3 separate regions of the Mus musculus genome follow, and regions 1 and 3 are each linked to region 2. The links are chromatin loops, found by intact Hi-C in ENCODE. Cell type or tissue: heart. All regions are shown on one strand.

Region 1 (8,000 bases), 150 kb before region 2:
CTAAGAGCTGAGTTGGGACACTGAGCAGGCTGTGCAGCTTCAGGCTTATGTCCCCACCTCTCTGACCCTTCCCGTCCCCATGCAGGCTCATGGTGAGGAAGGACTGGAAGGGCAGAGCCCCAGGTGGCTACAGGGCCCCTCCCCTGTTTTTCCTCTACTCTGCCTCCTCCAGCACTTTCCTGCCCTCCACTTGTGTGTTAGGAGTACTTCCTGCAGGGGGAACCTTCTCCAGTCCCCAGGCTGAGCCCCTCTTCCCAGACAGCCTGAGCCCCCAGTGTTATTGTTTCCAATTGAAGAAGAAAAACATTTCCTCCCCTCTGCCTCTCACCCCCTCCCCTCCCCTCCTCCCTCCCTCCCTCTGCCCTGCATTGCCAGAGGAGATTTGCAGGAGGCTGTATGCAAGGAAGCCCTGACCTGAGGAACACACTCACCCTGAGTCCCCAGCAGCCAGGGAAAGCTTCCACCCCCCCCCAACCCCCCGTCCCGACCAATTCCAGATCTGCACACCTGGACAGTGGCCATGGCCAGAGCCTAGGGATCACTTTTCAAGGCCTTCCCACAGGAGTTGACCAGGGACAACACCACATGCCAAGCTGGAAACCAGCTCCCCTAGCTGGAAGCAGGCAGGAACTTAAACGACGACGGTTCTGAGTAAATTCTAGAAGGTGTAAGCTTGTGGTGCTGACCGAGCTTGAAACCCTCTTTCTATTCGGCAGGGACAGTGACAAATGCTAGATGCTAGAGAGTCATTAAAGACGCGTTAGCCCCAGACAGAGACTTCTTGATGGAATCAGGAACCAGGAGCAGGAGGGGAAGGGCCCAGTCATCAGTCGCTGGCAGCCGAATGGCTGGATGTGGGTATAACTACCTCCGTCAGTGTGCTGGGTGCCATCTACCTGTCTCCCAATGGATACCCAATTTTATTTATTTATCCTGGGAGGACCCCCAGAATCTCAGCAAGGACTTCCCTCCCCACTCCCTCCTCACATCTCTGCCCACCCAGGAGTAACCTTGGTCTTAGAGAGAAAACTGAGTTCCAGTCCTATTGCTGATGCCTCAGTTTCTCCGTCTGTGAAATGGGCTCAGTGACCCCTGTTTTGTCTTCTGGTGCAAAGAAGGTTGTGAGATAGTGGTGGCAGAACTGTGGGTGGTGTTTACCCCCAGATAACCCATTAACTACTATGGGATTCAAGACATAAAACAGGCAGGAGCCATGATCTATTGCCTCCTCCTGCCCTTCCTCCCGACTTTAGCAGGGGCTGTGGGGCCATGACTCAACCTAGCAGTAGTGTGCTATTATATGGTCCACAGGAAACAGGCTCAGAGAGGGCAAGCACCTTGCTGGAGGCCACACTATAATTCCTACTTCAGTTTATGTGAATATATTCAGACCCTAGAATTCAGGTCCCAAACGCTGAAGGTGGGGTGATGGCAGAAATCTACCAGCTTAGCAGGAAGTTTGTCCACAATACACAAAACAATCCATCTGGCCAGCTAAACCGAGATGTCATAAAGCATTATCCTCGAGGCTCAGTGGGGGGAGCTGCAGGATGCGGCAAGAAAGCAAGAGAGGGACAGGAAGGAAGCAAGGAGGGGGTGGGGAGAGGATGGAGAATGAGACCAGAGATACTGTGTGAAGACAGAGGGTAGAGAGAGGGAGAGAGACAGAGAGGGAGGGCAGAGGAAGACAAGCCTATAATCTGTGCTGGGGCTGTCCAGTGGAGTGGAGGGCCTGTGGCTCACAGGGAGAGCATGACTCGGGCCTTCCCCAAACAGAGGTAGAGGCAAGTCCCCTGGGTGCTCAGTTGGGGGTGGAGGCAGGACATAAGTCTCCAATTTCCTGCCAAGGAACACTCCTGACCATCAAAGCCAAGGCCATGAATGGGCTGGAACATGGCAGGCAAGCCGGCAGGCAGGCACAGGGACAGGAAGGTTGGGGTGGGGGCCAGGGAAATGGGGATGGCTGGGCTCTGAGCCCTTGCTGCTGACCCTTCAGGCACAGGGAAAGCCCCTCCCCATCCTTCCTTCCTATCTGGTGGGAGCAAGGTCACCCTCTGAGAGAGGGCCACTAGGCCTCAAGTGACAGCTGCAAGCTGCTAGGAGACCCTGACTGAGAACTTGTAGCTGGAACTGTGGCTTCAAACAATGGGTCTGTGTCCCACCTTCCCCCTTAGCGGTGTATTTTGGGCTTTACTTCTGGGGCCTCAGTTTCCATGCACGGAAAGTGGGTTGAGTCTTTGTAAGGAGGTTAGCATTTGGTGTGGTCCTATGTGGGCACTCCCATGCTATGGAGAGGATCACCTGGGTTTCTATGACCTTAGGAAAATGACTCCTTGCCTTTATCCCAGGGCCTACCTGTTCCTTTGAAGGTCAAAGGAGTCCGGTGCCCAGTGCCAGCTCATATGTGGAATGACTTTAGGTTTCTCAGAACCTTGGCCTAAGGGCAAGGTCCTGGGGGTCTGCGGGGTTTGGCTCTATCCAGAAAGTAAGGCCCTGTGTCTGGTGTTCTGCTCAGCCCAGCCTGCCCTTGCAAGAGGAATGAACTTCCTCTCAACACAGTTTCCTACTTTTGCTGTGGGATTGTCAAGTTTGTCCCCGGAGCCTGCTGCTTGCAAACTCCTTTTACAGAGCAGTTCGGGGAACAGACCATAGGTTAGCCAGGGGCCTGATGTCCCTGGTCTGGCTGGTCTTTAGAGTGAGGCTTGGAGAACATAGGGGGTGTGAGCGGGGGGGGGGGGGGGCGGGGGGGGCGGGGAGGGGGACTGTGGCCAGAAGGGGCAGGCGGTTGAGGGGAAATGGAGGGCTTTAGGGGCAAGGAGAGGAAAAGAGTAGAGAGGGAGAGCAGCGGGAACAGAAAGAAAAAAAAAAAAAAGGAAACGCAGATGAGGGAGAGGGAGTGACGCGGGAGAGACACGGGGCGGAGTTGACAGGATCGGAGTAGGGGAGTCCGAGAGATTGAAAGAGCGAAACTCTGAGAGGCGGTGGAAGGCAAACGGGAGCCCAGAAACAGAACAGAGAAGGTACTAGAGCGAGGAGAAAGAGAGGAAGGATAACAAACAAGCGAGAGGAAGACATTCCAGGAGCTGGCCAGGAACCAGGAAAGAGGCAGGCAACTTGCGACTGCCCGGGTATCGGCCACCAGTGACCTCGGACCGCGGGGCGTGGCCCAGAGGCGTGGCCGGGGGCGTGGCCCGGGGCGAAAGGGCGTGGGCCAAGCTGCTGGGGCGGGGAGATGGGCTGTGGGCGTGGTCTCCACGGAGCCGCCCCCGGGCTGAGCGCCTCGCCAGAGTCGGGCCGGGGCGCCGGGGCCGGGGGCGGCAGGCGCGGGCAGGAAGCGCCTCGCGGCCCGGGCCCCCCCCCCGCCTCTCGCCGCCTCCGAGCTCCCGGCTCCCGGCCGCGCCGCGCCCCATGCACTCGCCGCGCCGCGCAGCCCGCGCTCGCCTGGATGGCTCGTCGCGCCGCGGGCGGCGCACCCCCTAGCGCCCGGGCCGCCGCGGCCGTCCCCTTGCGTCCGCGCCCTCACTCGCGGGGCCCTGGTCTGCTGCCGCTGCCTCTGCTGCTGCTGCTCGGGGCGGCACGGGCCGGCGCCCTAGAGATCCAGCGCCGTTTCCCCTCGCCCACGCCCACCAACAACTTCGCCCTGGACGGCACGGCGGGCACCGTGTACTTGGCGGCAGTGAACCGCCTGTACCAACTGTCGAGTGCCAACTTGAGCCTGGAAGCCGAGGCGACCGTGGGTCCCGTGCCGGACAGCCCGCTGTGTCACGCCCCGCAGCTCCCGCAGGCCTCGTGCGAGCACCCGCGGCGCCTCACGGACAACTACAACAAAATCCTGCAGTTGGACCCGGGCCAGGGTCTGGTGGTCGCGTGCGGCTCCATCTACCAGGGTCTGTGCCAGCTGAGGCGCCGGGGCAACATCTCAGCCCTGGCCGTGAGCTTTCCGCCTGCCGCGCCGACCGCAGAACCGGTCACCGTGTTCCCCAGCATGCTCAACGTGGCCGCCAACCACCCCAACGCGTCCACTGTGGGACTGGTGCTGCCGCCTACCTCGGGCACCGGGGGCAGCCGTCTGCTCGTGGGCGCCACGTACACCGGCTTCGGCAGCGCTTTCTTCCCGCGCAACCGTAGCCTAGAAGACCACCGCTTCGAGAACACGCCCGAGATCGCTATCCGCTCCCTGGACGCGCGTGGAGACTTGGCCAAGCTCTTCACCTTCGACCTTAACCCGTCGGACGATAACATCCTGAAGATCAAGCAGGGCGCCAAGGAGCAGCACAAGCTGGGCTTCGTGCGTGCCTTCTTGCACCCGGCGGTGCCACCGCACAGCGCGCAGCCCTACGCGTACCTGGCGCTCAACAGCGAGGCGCGTGCGGGCGACAAGGACAGCCAGGCGCGCAGCCTGCTGGCGCGCATCTGCCTGCCCCGCGGCGCGGGTGGCGACGCCAAGAAGCTCACCGAGTCCTACATCCAACTGGGCTTGCAGTGCGCGGGCGGCGCGGGCCGCGGCGACCTCTACAGCCGCCTCGTGTCGGTTTTCCCCGCGCGCGAGCAGTTCTTCGCTGTCTTCGAGAGGCCCCAGGGCGCCCCAGGTGCCCGCAACGCCCCGGCCGCGCTTTGCGCCTTCCGCTTCGACGACGTGCAGGCTGCCATTCGTGCAGCGCGCACCGCCTGCTTCGTGGAGCCGGCGCCCGACGTGGTGGCGGTGTTGGACAGTGTGGTGCAGGGCACCGGGCCGGCCTGCGAGAGCAAGCGCAACATACAGGTAAGCCATAGACCTGAGGGGCGTGTGCGGGGATACAGTATGCACGCAGATATCCCAGAGGATTGGTTACTGCCAGCGGTGCTGGCCCGGGAGCGTACTGGGTCACAGGTGCGCACACCTAAGTGGGGAGGTCTAGGTTGTCAAGGTACCCAGGTGTTCCCCGAAGACAGCGCACCTACAAATCAGCTCTGCAGGTGGGGGCCACAGGTGTGTGCTGAACTGAGAGAGGGGAGTGACACCAGGAGAGTGTTTAGGGAGAGTGCAGGTGCCCTTAGGACATACCTCTGCACCCTGGCAGATGTGTGATGGGTGTGGCACCTGGCACTGAAGATAAAGGGCATGTGGGTCGGAAGGGCTGAGTATGTGACAGGGACACCCATCGGAGATCCCAAGAGTGTAGACCTGCAGGGATGTAAACTCCCAGTGGGAGCCCGTGCCAGGGGACACTGTTATTTGGGAAGTGATTGGTTCCCTAGTGAGGCCACCTGGTTGGCAAACAGGTGTGTGCTCAAGGCCACCTCAACAAATAGCAAATGAGCAGCTAGCAGGTGGTGTGGCAGACCTGTGATCACAAATGCTGTGGGTTTTTAACTTAAGCCAGCCATTCTCAACATGTGGGTTGTGTGTGACCCCTTTGGAGCCAGACAACCCTCTCACAGGGGCTGCATTATCCTGCATATCAGATATTTACTTTGTGATTCATAATGGTAGCAAAATTACAATTATGAAGTAGTAACAATGAATTCATTTTATGGTTGGGGGGTGGTGGTCTTACCCAGCCTTAGAAAGGTTGAGAACCACAGACCTAGTGTGTGGTGTGTCAAATGTCTTCAGCAAGTGTGTTCTCATCCCTTTGTACATACAGATGAAGAAATGGGTGTAAGTTTTAAGGGATGCACAAACAGCTGAAAAGGAGCAGAGGTGGGGCTTGCTTGAACACAAGTTGTTTGGCCCCCTCATGTGTTCATGGTGCTGGGGCTTTGCGGCCTTACAGATGTGGAATGGGGGCATCCAGGCAGTCTGGCCGGACAAATGGAAGATGGAAAAGGAGTGAATCTTTGGTGGAGAACTATAGGGCTGAGGGTGAGGCGGGGCCTCAGGGTGGGCAGTAGCAAGAGAGCCAGGCTAGGGGATCCCCAAGTGAATTGGCCTTGGGTACAGCCAGTCCCCTCTAAGAATTTCACAACAGAACTCATTTTCTTTCAACCCCAAAATGACACTGAGTTTACAAAGGGCTAAGCCCAGCCTTCTGGGCTCACTGAGGCTCCCTGCCTTGTCCCTCTCTCTCTGTGGTCCTCAGGGGTAGCAAGACTATACCGTGGGCGTGCCCAACACTGGGGCTTTGAGCAAGCACAGATTCCTTCTCTTGGCAAAGACTCCCTCAGCCGCCTACCACCCTGCCGACTGACCCCTCACAAGAAAGGTCATAGCGGGTGAGAGGCAGAAGGACTGTCTGAAGTTTGTGGCGCTGCTACCCAGCAGGGTCAGGCCCTGTGCAGTTCTGGGGTGAGGACAGCCACTGTTCTTCTCTCCGGAGCCTTGCCATGGCTGTGCCTTGGCTGCATCTGAAGGCTGAGAGAGTAGGAAGAGGGAAGCTCTGTGGGCAAGGGAGGCAGCCCTTCGTGGGCCCCTGGCTGATGAAGGGTTCTGTGGGATTCCTCAGGCCGCTTCTCCCCTCCCCCTCCAGTTAGATGTGTCCTGATTCCCACGGTCCTTGGTGCCCCCCTGGGCCGGCACAGTGACTCACCCAGCTGAAGGCAGCTGGATTGTCGTCCTCCCTATGGGGGCAGGGCCTCTACAGGGAAATTAGCCCCAGGGCAGTGTAGTTAAGGCCTGCCCCTCACTCCAAAGCCACACAGTCTCTCTGCTAGCGCTCTTCTAGGTTCGTCTGCTGTGTTCTCCCCAATGCCCAGCTGTGGACACAGGCTAGGGCCCCCTGGCAGGAGGACCTGCAGCAGGCCACGGTGCTTGCTGTCCTTTCCAAGCTGCTGCTGGCTCCCCTACACGGGCTTGAAGTCCCTCTCTTGGTGCCTGGCTAAGTGGCCTTGACGGGGCAACAGAATCTTCTGAAGTTCCCTAAAGCTAGGGTAATGCACAGTCGCCTTCCCACAGAGGCATTAGGACCACAAACACAGTCTTCCCACAGAGGACCAAATGAGCAAGGTAACCACAAAGGCAAATGCTCAGTGCCCAGCGCACAGCAGTCATTGGTTGGTTGAGCTGTTCTCACCCCTGGGGATGCAGTTAGCTCTTAGCTGGGCTCTAGGCTGTCCTGGAAACATGTCCTCATCAGGCCTGCTTTGCAGCTATAAGACCCCCACCACTTGCACTCGCAGCCTCCTGTGGGTCCCCTGAACATTTTACCAAACCCCTAATGTCATGAGACCTCTGCTTTCCGGGGACCCTCATGCGACTCCCTGGTTTCTGGCCTCCCGGACAATACAGAGACCTAAGGATGGACTGGGTCTCATGTAGCACGGGTCAGTTTTAGGCTCACTGAGTGGTGGGGTTAAGGACATGTGCCACCAAACTCAGTGTGTGTGTCCTTGAGTATTAAACCCAGGCTCTAGGTGAATGCTAGAGAAGTGTGGCACCAACTGAACTACATCCTGTCTCAAACAGAGTCCTCTTCGGAGCACCTAGGGTCAGGGTGGGCACTGCCACACACTGTCCACTGCCAAGCACAGGGGCTGGCAATTATGTGATCTAGAAAGCCCACGGTGGCTGGCAAGGAGGAGGGGCCCATAAGGAACAGCAGTCAAGATGCTCAGGGTAAGATATCCTCTGACGTCTGCCGTGCGTTGGCTCTGCACCCCTGTGCTGTCACCACAGGGCAATGGGCTGGACCTATGTGCCTCCACTGTGGCGTGTCCAGCAGCAGGTGGAAGGAAAAGAGGTGGGATTAGGTGGGGTTTCCTTCCTCACACCGCAGCGTGTTCAGAGGGAAAGTATGTTGGACCGTTATATGCTGTTGGTAGAGAAACTGAGGCAGGGAATGACAAGGTAGAGCTGGCTGGATGCGATTCCTTTCTCTGAATCTTTTGCCTGTAAATGACCATGATGTATGTGTGTGTGTGTGTGTGTGTGTGTGTGTGTGTGTGTGTACTTAAGTTGCAGGACAGCACAGCAAATGCCAGGTCTGCTTATTTTTTTTTCCCATGGTGTCTTTTTATAGTAATGGCAGGGGAAAAAAAAAAACCCAGGCAGTTTTTAAAGCAGGCGTACAGTGGGTGGCACA
Region 2 (8,000 bases):
AAGAATAAATAAATTCTTTAAAGGGGGAAGAGATCCACTGCACTGGAGGTTTTGTGGGAACTATCCCCCCCCCATAACAGTATGGGAGAAGTATTAGGTGGGCCTAGGTTTCGGGGTCCACTCTGCAGGTGATTTGATTTTGTTATCACACAATTTGTCAATAAGAGTAAAATAATTCTTAGAGATTTATTTATTTATGTTATATATATGTTTTATATACATGGGGTGTGGGTGTGGGTGCTTTGTCTTGCATACCAGAAGAGAGCATCAGGTCCCATGTGATTACAGTTAGAAGATTGTGAGCCATCGTGTGGTTGCTGGGAATAGAACTCAGGACCTCTGCAAGAGTAGCTCGTGTTCTTAACAGCTAAGCCATCTCTTCACCACCCAATGAGAGTACATTTTAACCTCACAAAGTGATGAGAATCAAGACTGAAAGAGAGCTGGAAGTTCTTACCAGAAATTATGTAGCTTTTGGAGGGCCATGCTATTTTACAAAAGTGGTAGTTGTTGGTTCTCAAAAATGCACACATATGTGAAGTGTTCCCCTTACATGTTTGCAGGAAAGAGGGGGTGATTCATTTGAGCAGTTTGTCTGATCTCAGATGAAAAGTTCAGTTACTGGCTCATATCTCAGACTTCCAACAACTGTTATCAGAATCCTTTATTGAATCCCTATAGTGTGAATTAAGAAAAAGTTTAGCAGGTATACTGTGTGGAGAGTCCTAACATTTAAAAACCCATGTTGAGCTAGGCAGTGATGGTATATGCCTTTCTTCCCAACATCTGGGAGGCAGAAGCAAGCAAATTTCTGTGAGTTGGAGGCCAACCTGGTCTATGGAGTGAGTTCCAGGACAGCCAAGACTACACAGAGAAACCCTGTTTGAAAATCAAGGTGGAGGAGGACACTCATGTTGAAGGACAAGAAGTTGTTAGAGCTGGACAATCCTCATGGCACAAGACTAGCTCACTGACTTTAATTTGTATTTTATACAGTCTCATACTGCTGTGGGCAGAAACTGAGGAAGCAGGGTAAAAGCAATTTTAAGTTCATCACTTGGGTTTTGTTTTTCCAGCAAGGAAGATATTGCTGTTGGACTGGGAGGAGTGGGAGAAGATGGAAAGGACCTGGTGATAAGCAGTGAGCGCAGCTCCCTTCTCCAAGAGCCCACTGCTTCTACTCTGTCTAGTACTACAGCGACAGAAGGCCACAAGCCTGTCCCGTGTGGATGGGAAAGAGTTGTGAAGCAAAGGTTATCTGGGAAAACTGCAGGAAAATTTGATGTATACTTTATCAGGTAAGCATTTAGGAAGGAAAATAACAATACCGCCAAGTGATTTTTGTCCGTAATGGGAAAGGATAGCAAGAATCTGCGGTTGATAGGCTAAGGGAATGACTCAGGGAATAAAGCATTTGTCATTGTTCAGACCCCCAGAGTCCATCTGCAGAGCTGAGTGGGCACAGCAGCTGCCTGTGGCCCTGGCTCTCAGGAGCCTGAGATGGGATCCCCAGGGGAAGCTGGCAGCTAGACTAGCTGGATTTTGTGACTTCTGGGCTCAGTGAAAAACATTGTCTCAAGCAAAGTGAACAAGGACACCTGATTTTTAACTTGAAGCTTCCACATGCACAGGTACACATGAGAACACTCATATACACATGCATATACCACACACATACATTTTAAAAAATGTAGCTGGGCAGTGGTGGCGCATGCCTTTAATCCCAGCACTTGGGAGGCAGAGGCAGGCAGATTTCTGAGTTCGAGGCCAGCCTGGTTTACAGAGTGAGTTCCAGGACAGCCAGGGCTACACAGAGAAACCCTGTCTCAAAATAAATAAATAATTAAATAATTAAAAATAAATAAATAAATAAATAAATAATGTATTATAAGATCATTACTGTTCCTTCAGTGTCACTGGTTGTATCAAGTGATTTGGGGACAGTCACATATACACAGTGCTGATCCTGTTCTCAATGGTAATGAGACATTTGGATTTAAGCTACATTTGTATGCTGATTTTATACTATCATAGAAGAATCTATTGAAAAGCCATTTATTACTTTTTGTTGCTTTAAAATGCCAAACATCTTTGGTGACATTTTAAAACTATTAATTGGAATTCTGAAATGTGGTCCAGTTCTTTTTAAAAAGTCACTCTTTTTTTTTTTTTTTCCTTTTAAGCCCACAAGGATTGAAGTTCAGATCAAAACGTTCACTTGCTAATTATCTTCTCAAAAATGGGGAGACTTTTCTTAAGCCTGAAGATTTTGATTTTACTGTACTGCCGAAAGGGAGCATCAATCCCGGTTATAAACACCAAAGTTTGGCAGCTCTGACTTCCCTGCAGCCAAATGAAACTGACGTTTCAAAGCAGAACCTCAAGACACGAAGCAAGTGGAAAACAGATGTGTTGCCTCTGCCCAGTGGTACTTCAGAGTCGCCAGAAAGCAGCGGACTGTCTAACTCTAACTCGGCTTGCTTGCTATTGAGAGAACATAGGGACATTCAGGATGTTGACTCTGAGAAGAGGAGAAAGTCCAAAAGAAAGGTGACTGTTTTGAAAGGAACTGCAAGTCAGAAAACCAAACAAAAGTGCAGGAAGAGTCTCTTAGAGTCTACTCAAAGAAACAGAAAAAGAGCATCTGTGGTTCAGAAGGTGGGTGCTGATCGCGAGCTGGTGCCACAGGAAAGTCAACTCAACAGAACCCTCTGCCCTGCAGATGCCTGTGCAAGGGAGACTGTTGGCCTGGCTGGGGAAGAAAAATCACCAAGCCCAGGACTGGATCTTTGTTTCATACAAGTAACTTCTGGCACCACAAACAAATTCCATTCAACTGAAGCAGCAGGTGAAGCAAATCGTGAGCAGACTTTTTTAGAATCAGAGGAAATCAGATCGAAGGGAGACAGAAAGGGGGAGGCACATTTGCATACTGGTGTTTTACAGGATGGCTCTGAAATGCCCAGCTGCTCACAAGCCAAGAAACACTTTACTTCTGAGACATTTCAAGGTACTCAGTGCATGAAAATTCTGTTAGCTGTGTGGTGAACTGTCTACCCTCGCGGATCTTGTATTTCGTGCCGGGATGGGGTTGAGATAGAGAGTATAGTGAAGAAGAGTCAAGCGTCAGATATATTCTCCCAGTTGATCCCAATATCTGCCCTAAGTGATTTTTGAGAACAGGGTTTCATGTATCCCAGCCAGCCTGGGTCTCACTGTATAGCTGGAGAGACTTTCGAAATTGTATCCTTCTGACTCTGCTTCCTGGGTGCTGAAATTAAAGGCATGTGCCACTATGCAAGTTTATGTGGTGCTGGGCACAGAACCCAGGGCTTAATGCGTGGCAGCTAAGCACTCTATCAACTGAGTTACATCTCCATCCTGTAACTGATCTTTGAGCTTGGTCATCAGGCCCTTAATTATGGCAGAGAGGTAATCAGCTGGCTACAGCCAGGATGCTCAGCATTGGAAGACTGGTGTGTGATGGCTGCTACCACCTCTCCCTGGACAGCAGCTAAGAGGTGGGGCTTTCCACACTTGCTATCTTCTCTTTTGGCAGCAATTCTAAGACCGTAAGGGAGATTTTTCTGAGAAGAATGTAGATAAGACTCCTTTTATAAACTGACCAAGAATAGTCGGCACCTTCCTGCCCCTCCGGTGCTGCTGCTGTGTGACTCCCAATTTAATTTCATCTGTATTACATTCTTTTTCTTCTGTTGCAGCCTGATGCTTCTCTAAAAGGCCTTGGAGCTTTCAATAATTCAAAAGTATAATCGCTTAGTTCATGTATTATTTGTACTGTGCTCTTCACACAAGAGTCCTGGGCTTGGCAGACTTGTCTATACAATGCCTCAGTGAATAATAGATAAAAAGATCTGAGCAGCCCTGGGTTATTCATTATACTGTTACGGCATAATGAATAACTCTTAAAGAAGAATAGTAATTTTAATTTTACTTAGATTCCTTTGGGAACACAGCCTGCACAGATTGGTGGAACAAGGGTAACGCTTGAGTTCTGTCTCCAGTCCCATCCATAATTGTGTGTCTCCTCTGTGCCTGGGATTGATGCGTCTTTAACAGATGGCCACATATACCTAGGAAATGGATAAGAATTCCTCAATGTATGTCCTTTGAGCTTCTTAAAGCATTGGATTGTATAGATATACTGCAATTATAATGGGTAGGTTAAATATTAAAAGCTTCTTCTCTGGCCAATTTGGAAGTATCCAGCTTGTCCTATTCTGAATTCTGGTTCTCAGTGTAGGGGAGGTGCTGTTGGGTACTAGGTGCCCACTAGAATGAACATTGCTTGGCTAGAAAGTATCAAACCAACAGGTAATAAAGGAGGCTGGTTAGTTAGTGTGGGAAGCCATGGAAAACATCAAGTACCCATAAAATCATTTTCCTTTGTTCTGTTTCATGCTTTCTTCTGGACTTTCCCTTCCCAGACTAGAATAGCAAAAGCCACTGACATCATTATGTGGAGACCTGGATAATTCTTGCAGTGTTTAGTCAACTCTGGTATCATTTTCTGGCAACGCCTTTAAGCTTTAGTTTCTGAAAACTTAAGGAATACCCCAAATTAGTTCTGGTTTTCATATCAAGACAAAAGGCAGCTAGAGAGATGGCTCAGCAGTTCAGAGCACTTCCTGCTCTTCCAGAAAACCGAAATTCAGTTCCCCACACCCATGTCAGGTGGCTCAGAACTGCCTGTAACTCCAGCTCCAAGGGATCTAATGCCCTCTGCTGGCCCCCACAGGTATCACATGTAACAATGCATAAATTAAAATTAAACAATTTGGGGGCTGGTGAGATGGCTCAGCAGGTAAGAGCACCCGACTGCTCTTCCAAAGGTCCAGAGTTCAAATCCCAGCAACCACATGGTGGCTCACAACCATCCGTAACGAGATCTAGCGCCCTCTTCTGGAGTGTCTGAAGACAGCTACAGTGTACTTACATAGAATAAATAAATAAATCTTAAAAAAAATTAAAAAAAAAAAAAAATTAAACAATTTTATTATAAGGTAGCCGAGTATGGTGTTACATGTCTATAGTCCCAACATTTGGGAGTTAGGTATAGAAAGATGGTGAGTTGAAGGCCATCCTCAGCTACATGGTAAGTTTGAGGAGAGCCTGGACTACCCGAGGCATTGTCTCAAAACAATAACAAAATAATTGTGAGGTAAAAATAAGAAGTGAAAAAAGATGGTTTGAGGGTTTTTTTGTTTGTTTTGTTTTTTGTTTTCAAGACAAGGTTTCTCTGTGTAGCCCTGACTGTCCTGGATCTCACTCTGTAGACCAGGCTGGCCTCAAACTCAGAGATCCATCTGTTTCTGCCTCCCAGGGATTAAAGGAATGTGCCACCACTGCCCAGCTAAAAGATGGTTTTATAAAATACAAATGTAAGTAAGATATTAACTGATACTCACAGGGTGTAGCTAAAGGGAGTATTATGACCATTTCAACTTGAGAGATCGAAACTTGAGAGGTTTGATAATATCTTGGTTAAGATTTTTATTTTGTATATGTGGGTGACTGGGTGGGTGTGGGTGTCCACAGAAGGCAGAAAAGGGTATTAGATTCCCGAGAGCTGGAGTTACAGGCAGTTGTGAGCCACTCGGCATTGGTGTTGAGAACTGAACATAGGCCCTCTGGAAGAGCAGCAAGTACTCTGAGTGCTGAGCAGTCTCTCCAGAAGCTTATTGGGTAGCCCAGGCTGGCTCACGGCTCCTCCTCAGCTTCTCCTGTGTGCCTCCTTTTTGGTTAATACAACTGAAGAACCTTTCAAGTGTGGGGGGAAATTACAGAAGAAAAGAAAAATTACCACTTCTAACAACCACTGTACCATCGTGATTCTATTCTTAGTGTCTCTTTATGTGTGTGCATACGTACACTTACAAATTCATGTTTATAAAATTGAGATCATATGTAGAATCTTGCCTCTTTTTTCCTATTTGAAGTAAATAACAGTAGAAAATATTCATGATAGAGTCTCGACATTTTAATGACCACATTGTACAAATATACTAGAATATTCAGACTTGCAGTTTTCTATACTGTGAGCTGGCCATGTAAGGCCTGATCTTGAGCTGGTCTGCCTGCATTCCCACTGTAGCGCTCACACGAGCTGTATGACCTGGGACTCATTTAGCTTCTCTGTGCCTCAGTTTCCTTATGAATAAAGTGGAGATAAAATAATGCCTAACTGATATATTAGTGGACTTAGGGTAATTTATGTAGCCTAGGCTATCCTCAGCATTCCCTAAGGTGTAGACTATAAACTAATTTTGCTTCTCAGAAGACAGCATCCCACGGACACAAGTAGAAAAAAGGAAAACAAGCCTGTATTTTTCCAGCAAGTACAACAAAGAAGGTACCCACCTTTCCCTAAGCAGAATGGGGGGGGGGCAAGGGGGACATTCCAAGTCTTTTATGAGAACAACTTTGACAACCCTATATTTTTGTAGCTCTTAGCCCCCCAAGACGCAAATCCTTCAAGAAATGGACCCCTCCTCGGTCACCTTTTAATCTTGTTCAAGAAATACTTTTCCATGACCCATGGAAGCTCCTCATCGCGACTATATTTCTCAATCGGACCTCAGGTTTGTGGGTCATTGTCATCTTGTCCTGGTTAGAAGGGAGATACCTAAACTGGTTAAGAAGTCTAAGGTCAAGGTACATTTTGAGTTTGTGATGTCAGAACTCTTTACTTATGCAAACATTAGACTGGATAACAGCCAACATTCTTTTTAATACTGAGGGCCAGGTGGTCATTGATTTCCTACTAACAGGTTAGCTTTGGTTATCAGTGAAGGAGCAGTTAATATTTCTTCCTCTATCCTGCTTGGAACTTCCCTGTGTTCATTGGATGTTTATAGTGGTTATCTAGTGAGCTGATTATTTGAAAACTAGCCAGTTTCTGTATAATTTGTACTAATAACCAAGTAGATTAACAGTGTTGGTATTTGGTTCTGTAAATGGCTGCTGGTTTGGGTAGTGACTTGACAATAAGCAAGGCTAGGGATATAGCTCAGTGGTGGAGTCCTTGCCATCATGCAAAATACCCTAATTTCATTCCCAGCACCACAAACACAGTAACAGAAATGCCACGGCCTGAAGTTTATAGATGCAAAACTACCTAAATAAGAAGTTGGCCTTTCCCAAGACATGTGTCTGCCATTGTTTATGCTCCCCAGGCAAGATGGCCATCCCTGTGCTGTGGGAGTTTCTAGAGAAGTACCCTTCAGCTGAAGTGGCCCGAGCTGCCGACTGGAGGGACGTGTCGGAGCTTCTCAAGCCTCTTGGTCTCTACGATCTCCGTGCAAAAACCATTATCAAGTTCTCAGGTATGGTCCCCAGCCCAGTGGAAGGAGCAAACTGTGCCTATTGAAGGCAGCCACACCTTAAACTTTAATGCCCTGGGATGCTATATTAATTGAGGTCATTTAGCTCAAGCACCAAAGACATTTAAAACAGGCCGCTTGCCCCACACCACAGACTCCTACTGACCCAAACCATAAATCTTTGCCCAACACTGAGTAGCCCTGTACATAGAAGAGAAGCATTTCCTCTGTCTATTTATATTTCGCAAAGCACACAGGAGTGATGAGGAAGAGGTAGGTGATAAGGGCAAGGTGATCGAGGCTACAATCAGCACTGCTTCAGAGGGAGGGGTCATCTTGCCCCATTACAGGTATAAGGAAGGTGACTTTCTCAAGGCTGACCATGTGTTGGATGTGTATCCCTCAGATGAATATCTGACAAAGCAGTGGAGGTATCCGATTGAGCTTCATGGCATTGGTAAATATGGCAACGACTCCTACCGGATCTTTTGTGTCAATGAATGGAAGCAGGTAAGCCCACCACTGGCCATATCCAACATAAGCCAACATATTCAGCATATAAGTCCACCAGTGTGCCTGGATCTATGAGAAAGAAGTCCTGTTGTAGTCCCAACCAGATTTGCCCTCTGTTCAAAGAGCAGCAGGGGCGTGAGGCTA
Region 3 (8,000 bases), 160 kb before region 2:
CAGCACACAATAGGTGCTCATTCAAGAGTAGAACTTAAAAGCCCACTGCTTATCAAATCCTGCTTGGTCTACTTCTGAGGATGCAGCCAAGCTGCTCTGCCAAGTAAGAGTTCTGCTCTGCCTGCCTGCCTCCCATGACATGGGAGGCCCGAGGGCGTGGTTGGCAGTTTGACGCTCAGACTCTTGCATTTCTGCTGTTCCATCAGGCCAGGTAAGGAACCAGGATTTGTTATCAGACTGGGGAGATGGTTCGGTGGACCCACTTAAAGCTGGACTCTGTATCTTTGCCCCCTGTAATTCCAGGGATGCTGAGGTAGACACGGGAGCTCCATGGCACTCCCTGGTCAGTCAGCCATGGTCAGTCAGCCCAGCCATGGAGCTCCAGGTTCAGGAAACTATGTCTTTAAAAAAAAAAAGTGGAGAGCGATTAAAAAGAGACTCAACTGTGAGAATGGTCACAAAGCCTCTTGGCCCAGCAGCCTGACTCCCTGGGCACGGACGGGTACAGAGAGGCTTTGGCTACAGCAAGCCAGAAGCCTGCACTGAGCTTCTATACACAGAGAGAGAGAGAGAGAGAGAGAGAGAGAGAGAGAGAGAGAGAGAGAGAGAGAGCCTTACACCCTGGGCTCTACACACATACCCCACTCATACATGCACACCCTGCATGCACACACACATGCACATATGCACACGTGCACAAACAGTTCTAGGGCTTCAAAACCCATATTGACTTACCTGTAAATTTTGAGGTATGGTTTCACTCTGCCACACTCATAGTGGTCCTCCTGCCTCGGCCTCCCAAGTTCTGGGATTGTAGGTATGCAGAGAATCCAATGTGAAGGGAGAACACCAGGTCTTTCTTTCATGGACAAAGGCTCCTTTCCAAAATCCCAAAATGAGAGTAGCTGTCTCCAGGGTCTTGGTTGATGCTAAGTCATTGCCCTACCCCTGAGCTAAATCCCCAGACCCACCCCTTAAAATTCATATGTGCAATACTAAAGTTTGAATCAGCCCAAGAAAATTTAATAAGTTGAATTAAACCTGGAAAAAAAAAAAGACAACAACAAAAAAGGTAACATCTAAATGACAGTCTCAGAACCTCCCAACTGGGGCAAAACCACTATGAGACACGCGATGGGGACTCCTGGTTTTAGAGTAGGATTTGGTAAGTCTGATAGAAGTGTTGTCAAGCCATCTGCTACAGATCACCCATGCTACTTGCCTGTGTCAACTGGGGGAGGCTTGCATGTTGTTGGTGAGTGGGAGTGGCAGAACGTTAGAATATGATGGGTCTGATGTAAGGAGATCCTGGAGTTATAGGAATCACTCTCGAAAATTATTAAAAACAAAAGGCAAACCTGGTCTCCGTCGCCACCTTGTGGCTATGTTTGGGATTGCACCCTCTGAGACACTCCCAAGGATCCACCATCCACACTATCTTTAGCATGTTCACGACAACCCACTCCTACAGGGTTCCTTGATCCTGTGGGCCCTGCTAGGCACACTCTCCCATTTCTGCAACTGAACGTTTAATGAACATACCTGTAATCCCAGCACTTGGGAGGTAGAGACGGGAAGATCAGGGTCACGGGTCACCTTTGGCTACATTGGAAGTTCAAGGCCAGCCTGGGCTGCCTGCGACCCCCATCTCAAAACATCTTTATGACCACTGACCTGTTTCTATCCACCTCTTCCCACCATAGTGGAAAAACTATCTCAGTGATTCACCTGTGTCCCAAATGCCTGACACAGAGCCAAACATAGACCACACACACACACACACACACACACACACACACACACACGAGGCTTCACGTGAGTAAAATCAGGAGAGCACAAGAGTCTTGGTGTCCTGCCTGCTGGCTGGGAGCAGCGGCTCCCTCAGTCACCCCAACTAGAGAAGAAGCACTGTGGCTACAAACACTGCTGCCCAGGACCAGGAGGCCCCCTCCCTCCCTCCCTCCCTCCCTCCCTCACACAGGGAAACTAGGGTTAGGCCCAGGACTCTAGCCCCAGTCAGCAGACCTCAAGGCTGTCTTTACCAGTTGGCTCAATGGTCTGGTTGGTCTGCACCTCTTAAGTCCACCCTAGGGGGCTGGTGAGATGGCTCAGTGGGTAAGAGCACCCGACTGCTCTTCCGAAGGTCAGGAGTTCAAATCCCAGCAACCACATGGTGGCTCACAACCATCCGTAACAAGATCTGACTCCCTCTTCTGGAGAGTCTGAAGACAGCTACAGTGTACTTACATATAATCAATAAATAAATCTTAAAAAAAAAAAAAATGTCCACCCTAGGGCCTAGCTCAGCAGGGACAGTGGGTTGGGACAGTCCTGGAATTCAAGAACAGTGGTTGCAGGCCTTCTGACCAGCCACTTGCCTCGTTGCCTGACTCCCTGGGCATGAGTCACCAAGAGGGCTGGAAAGGCGTGGCCACGGTGTGCCTGGCTTGAAAGGTGTCCCTGCCGCCCTGCCGATGAGCAGTCGCTTCCTTTTCCTCCCATTGTGTGGCTCGCTTCCTTTGTCTGTCTGCTCACCGGCTCATTTCTCAGTTACCCTGTGACATTCGGGCTGACCTGGATTTCCAGGCCATTCCCACACATAGCTTTAAGGTTGCCGAGTTGTCTAAATCTGAATGAGCACGTGTGTGAATGTGAGCCTCTATGTTTGTGGCGATCAGAGGAAAACCCTTCCCCAGGCGCCTTTTCTTTGAGACGGTCTTGCACTGGCTTGGAACTTTCACCATGTAACTAGGCTAGCTAGCCATGAACTCCCAGGACACACCACCTCTGCCTGTCCTTCCCCGTCACTGGCCTCACAGACCTGTGCTACCACTCCCAGATTAGGGCCTTTTCTATCAGCCCTGGGTTTTGAACTCCATGTCCACACTTGTGTAGCGAGACTTTACCTTCTGAGTCATCTCTCCTGCCTGGTCCACTGTTATAAAAAGAAACTGCTAAACTTTTTGAGACGGAAGCCTGCAGCTGCGGTCCAAACATTGAGAGCCCTTACTGCTCCTCCGAGGACCTGGGTTCAGATCAACTCCCAGTAACTCTAGTTCCCATTCAATACTCCCTTCTGGTCTCCTTGGGCACCGGGCATTCATGTGATGCATGTACATACATGAAGACAAAGCACATACATAAAAGTAAATCCAAGGGGCTGGTGAGATGGCTCAGTGGGTAAGAGCACTGACTGCTCTTCCGAAGGTCCGGAGTTCAAATCCCAGCAACCACATGGTGGCTCACAACCATCTGTAACAAGATCTGGCACCCTCTTCTGGAGTGTCTGAAGACAGCTACAGTGTACTTACATATAAATAAATAAATCTTAAAAAAAAAAAAGTAAATCCAAAAGAGAGAGAGAGAGAGAGAGAAAGAGAGACAGATCCACAATGGTAGACCACATCACTCACCTAGCAGCAAACAGAGGTCCCACCATGTTTGACACAGGTTTGCTAGAACCTAGAGGTGACTCCCCCACGAACTGCCCCCTTATGTGTCTCTGTGTGTACACCCTATGCTTTCAGGTGCCTGCAGAAGCCAGAAAAATGCCTTGGATTTCCCTGGAGCTGGAGTGATAGGTGATTGTGAGCCACCTGCTGTGGGTGCTGGGATCTGAACTCTGGTCCTGTTCAGCTGGAGTGTAGATGTTAACTGCTGAGCCACCGTACCAGCTCTGCCACACCACACTTTGATTTGGTTTGAGTCAGGCAACAGGTTGTCCTGTGGCTGTCCTGAACCTGCTGTGTATTCAAGGATGACCCTGGCCGCCCGATGCTTTCTCGCCCTCACCTAAGTGCTAGGATAACGGGTGTGTACCAGGCCAGGCTTGCCAGAGTCCCGACTTCTCACAAACCCAGAGGCTCTCCCTCCTAGAAGCCCACTGATTTCCTGCGTGCTCCTTGCCAGCCAGGAGGGAATTCTCAGGCCAGCTCATGATGCAAGGATATGAGTTTCCATCAGCCCAGGAGGCCTGGTCTGGCCTGCCCCTGCCTGCTTTGTTTCCAGCCTCCCTCCTAGACAGGGGGTCTTTTGAAGAATTCCTAGGAGAGAGGCAGGAGAATAGCAGCGAACCACTAGGTGTGTTGGACAAGCCTGGCCAGCAGGGGGCCTCCTGGCTAAACTAGAATTCTAGCCCAGTTCTACCGCTGACACCTGGGGATTCCGCCCTGTGGATGGGAGGCAAATCTTGGCTGCACCTACTGTGTGCCAGGCCTAGGGGCACCATCCAGTAGGAAAAAAACCCCAGCGACACTTTGGTCAAGGAGGGCCTCTTTAAAGGGGACGTTTGAGCAGAGTCCAGAGCCAGGCAGCAGCCTGGGGAGGTCTGGAGTAAGTAGAGCAGAGTGATAGGGTAATGGGTCCTGGGTGGGGGCTGGAGGAGGGGCAGGTGTGCTGCCAGAGCGGAGAGCAAAGGGATGGTGTCAGAGGAGCTTAAGGCAGAGATGCCAGGGGGATGTGCGGGGGCCGGGGGGTGGGGTGGGGGGGAGTGACCTGCGGATGTGTGTGTGTGTGTGTGTGTGTGTGTGTGTGTGTGTGTGTGTGTCTTGTCATGGCTGCCTGGGTGGCTCTCCAGCAGTAATGCGTTGTTTCTTCAGTTCTAGAGGCAGAACTGAATGAAGCCCAAGGTCAAGGTGCCCCAGTTTTCTTTCCAAGCCCTCTCCCAGGCATGCAGAAGGCCACCTTCTCACAGCCCTAACCACCTCTGTAATGGCTTGTCCCCAGATGCAGTCACTCTCCAAGACGCTGAATTGCAATGTCACAATTGAGCCAGTCACACACTGCTTTGTCTGAGAGAGGCAGGGGCTTTGGCTAGGAGAGGGAGAAAGGGAGAGGTAGGGGGAAGGGGATGGGGGTAGAGCCCAAGAAAGAGTACCCCACTCTAGGGCCGCAAATGGCTGCTTGCAGGAGCTGTGAGCTGCGTGCTCAGCTGGACATGAGGGAGTGGCGCTGCGGGTCTTAGGCTCAACCCCAAGCTCTGCCTGAGGGAGATGCCAGCTTGCTAACTTGCATTCTGCATTCAGCAAGCGCCTACTGTGTGCAGTCTGCCTCCACGGGTGAGGGAGGCAAGGATAGGTCTAGTGTGCTGACTCGGCCAGTTCCTCCGGCCCTCCTTCTTCCTCCCTTGTGGGGAACCTGACTCCCACTTGGACAAACATCTTGTGGCTATTTCCACCTCGCCTGCCCGGAGCCCTGCCCGGCCTGAACAAACACTCAGGGCCTGTGTTTCCTGCCTCGGCTCTGGGAAAAGCCCAGCTGGGGCTGCTGAGGTCAGCCTTGGAGGGAAGGGAAAGGAGGGGGCAACTTCCAGGGCTGCCAGCACAGAACCCTGGGCGGCAGGGTCTTCTCTGAGCATGGATCTCTGTGGGAAGATACAGAACCCCTCTGCCACCAAGCAGGGCTGCTGGGTGTGGCAGGAAGAAGGCTCACAGCACCTTGGGACTCCGTGGCCAGTCCACTGGCTTCCCACCTGTACACTTGGCACTTGTTTTGGCTCTCCTAGTGCAATCCCTCGTGCCTGCTGGATAGTGGCAGGCCTCTGTCTCCCTGGAGTGACCTCAGATGGCTAGGCAGGTCCAGAACTGGTCCAGATGAACCAGCACCTGCTGAGGATTGAACAGAGGAGCTCACAGTGTGTGTGTGTGTGCGTGTGTGTTCACATGTGTGTGTACTGGTGCCATGGAACATGGTACCAAGCCCAAACAAGAGCTGGAGGCCACTTGAGGTGCCTAGAGCTGGTGGGGGGAGGGGGGTGTCAAATGTCCCTTGGGTTGTGCCTCCTGTTCTGTCCCCTGTCACTGTAGCACCTTCTGGTCTCCTTTGTCTTCCATTAGGAATGGCTGGAGTAGGAGATTTGAACATGCCTCACACTGGGAAATAAGGGAAAAGGGCTAGAAGACAGGCGTGGCAGCCCCCAAGTGAGCACTGTGCTAGACAGGGTGACCCTGCTTGAACCCCTTCTCTAGAGACCCAGGGATGTAGTTAGAGTCAGGCTACCTGGCAGGCCTGGAATGAGGGTACGGACTGGCCAGGATCTAGGGGCAACACTTGGTGCCCACTCGCCTCACCCAGGGTAAGCTGGCATGGCCACAGAGCCACCTCCTAGGCAAGCCTCGTCCTTTGCCAGAGAAAACCATCCCAGCTGCAGTTTGAGTTTGTTTTTGTTTTTCAAGCAGGATCTGGGAGCGGAGACAATGGGATTAATGTTATTTTTTTTTTTCCTTGCAAGCAGTTTCTCCTCATTTGGGAACTGTGGGGCTAGATTCCCACCTCAGCTTCCTTCCGGCCTGCGGAGGAGGTTAGGACAGACAAGGCAGGAGGGCGGTCCAGGCAGTGTGGGGCTGAAGGGTGAGGGGACTTGTGCTCTTCTCCCTCCCCTCGGCGTGGCACTTGCTAACTGCTTCCCTGAACAAATCCCTGAAGGAGCTCCTATGTGTTGAGACAGCCGGCCGCCTCTCCCAGGAAGCCCTCCCAAACTGCCCAACAGTTTACAGATAAATGGCAGCATCTTCCCACTGTCCAAAAGCTCTGCACTACCTTGCACCGTGGGCTGGCTTACTGACACCTAACTGTCCCCGTGTGAGACCAGATCCAGCACTGTGCTTAAAGATGGATCAGTGGGAAGCCCAGCATGGAGAGGGGCCCCAGTGGAGCGCCCCGGGCTTCGGAGTTCATGGTTGCCACAGCACACACATGACGTTCAGAGGACTAGTTGCGGCAGTTGGGTTTCTCCTTCCACTATATGGGTCCCAGGGATCAAGCTCAGGTCACCAGTTTTGGCGACAAGCACCGTATTATCCTCTGAGCCATCTTGCCAGCCCTGCCAGGTTTTTTTTTTTTTTTTAACACAAATAATGCATATTATTTGAAGGAAACAGAAAGCTCAGACACAACTGCTAAACTCCCCATTGAGAGGTCACAACATCCCAGTACCGTGTCGGGGCACTGGCCGAGATGCCTGACTGTCCAGGACTCCATGTCTAGGATGCCTGTCTTTGGGGACTAGGCCTCCTGACTGTCCAGGACTCCATGTCTAGGATGCCTGTCTTTGGGGACTAGGCCTCTGGGGGACAGCTGAATTTGCGTGACATCCAGCCTGGGACCACGGTTTCCTTTGGAACAAGGGTGGCAGCTCACAGCCAGGGGGAACTGAGACTCTAGGAGTAGGGGTGGGTGACATGGACCCAGTGGGGAAGTGAAAGTGTCCCAAGTCATTCCTAGGCTGCCACAGCTGATGCACACTGCCCACCATCTGAGCTGGGCTGCGGACAGTTAGCAACTCCCTTTACACCCAGCCGGAGCTACCCAGGGTGCCCCAGGCTGGTACAGGAAGAAAAGGTGGTCTTGGCCTCCGAAGTCCACTATAGGGGGGGGGGCGGGTTGCAGCTTCAGCTCTCTGACCTTGGCCCCAGACAAGCCAGTTAAGGCTCATGAGGGGGAAGGGGAAACTGAGGCCTGGCAGGGGAGCCTTTGACTGGCTGTTTCCAGACAGGCACTGAGTTAAAGCTAAAACAGCTCTTGCCTGGCCCCACACTCTGCTGTAGCCCCTGGAGCCTGGAGGATGCAATGCTTATCCATGTCGCTTGCTTGCAGGGACCAGTCTCCTCTTAGGTCTCTAAACCAGGGCCAGCAACACACGCTGCAATAAACCCAGCCTGCAGCAATTCCAGGCCAGAGTAAATTGGGTTGGAGGAAGGGGCTGGTAACCACCCTTGTCGTCCCCATGGGCCCCAGGTGTGGGCAGATGATAGAGCCAGTGGCACTTCTGGGAACTGCGGGGCCTCCTGTTTTGCCGGGGAGAGGGCCTCCTTCCTGCCTTCTGGATGGCCGGCTGACCTCCCGTCAAAGCACTTCCATTGCACCTGGGTGCCGGGCTACTGGCCTGCTCTGACCATGACTTATTTCCTGCTTCTGGGGGCTAAAAATAGCTCTCCTGGATGGCCAGGCCCTGTTGGGAGTTCCACATGAGACAGACCCGCTATACTGTGTTCTAATATAGC

Evidence for each region. Hi-C counts contacts between places; a loop is a spot of excess contacts. Peaks named below come from ENCODE experiments on the same cell type or tissue, not always from the same donor. Only the 100,000 strongest peaks of a DNase experiment are listed, where the experiment ranks them.
Region 1: it touches region 2 in a loop (2.6-fold over the local background); 18 of 42 quality-filtered maps call a loop at or near these places.
Region 3: a loop joins it to region 2, with 6 times the contacts of the local background. A loop is called at or near these places in 18 of 42 quality-filtered maps.

What each region holds. Positions count from the first base shown.
Region 1 is chr6:115,990,251-115,998,250 of GRCm38, reverse strand. It overlaps Plxnd1 (plexin D1), which reads left to right and starts at 3,246. Exons shown (of 36, transcript NM_026376.3): 1 at 3,246-4,762. The coding sequence starts at 3,446. In heart, CTCF peaks have their summits at 233 (motif pointing right) and 1,533; DNase peaks (open chromatin) are centred at 1,810, 3,200, 6,050, 6,220 and 6 weaker places; H3K4me3 peaks cover 6,189 bases; H3K27ac peaks cover 7,750 bases; H3K27me3 peaks cover 2,038 bases.
Region 2 is chr6:115,843,916-115,851,915 of GRCm38, reverse strand. Mbd4 (methyl-CpG binding domain protein 4) reads left to right here. Exons shown (of 8, transcript NM_010774.2): 2 at 1,077-1,298; 3 at 2,184-3,010; 4 at 6,299-6,373; 5 at 6,468-6,602; 6 at 7,197-7,346; 7 at 7,750-7,853. Among named protein-coding and RNA genes, the nearest start is that of Mbd4, 5.4 kb to the left of the region's middle. In heart, a CTCF peak has its summit at 4,761 (motif pointing left); a DNase peak (open chromatin) is centred at 4,705.
Region 3 is chr6:116,004,111-116,012,110 of GRCm38, reverse strand. No RefSeq gene overlaps it. Among named protein-coding and RNA genes, the nearest start is that of Plxnd1, 13 kb to the right of the region's middle. In heart, CTCF peaks have their summits at 1,385 (motif pointing left), 4,103 (motif pointing right) and 7,748; DNase peaks (open chromatin) are centred at 5,180, 6,040, 6,150, 7,850 and 4 weaker places; H3K4me3 peaks cover 528 bases; H3K27ac peaks cover 4,491 bases.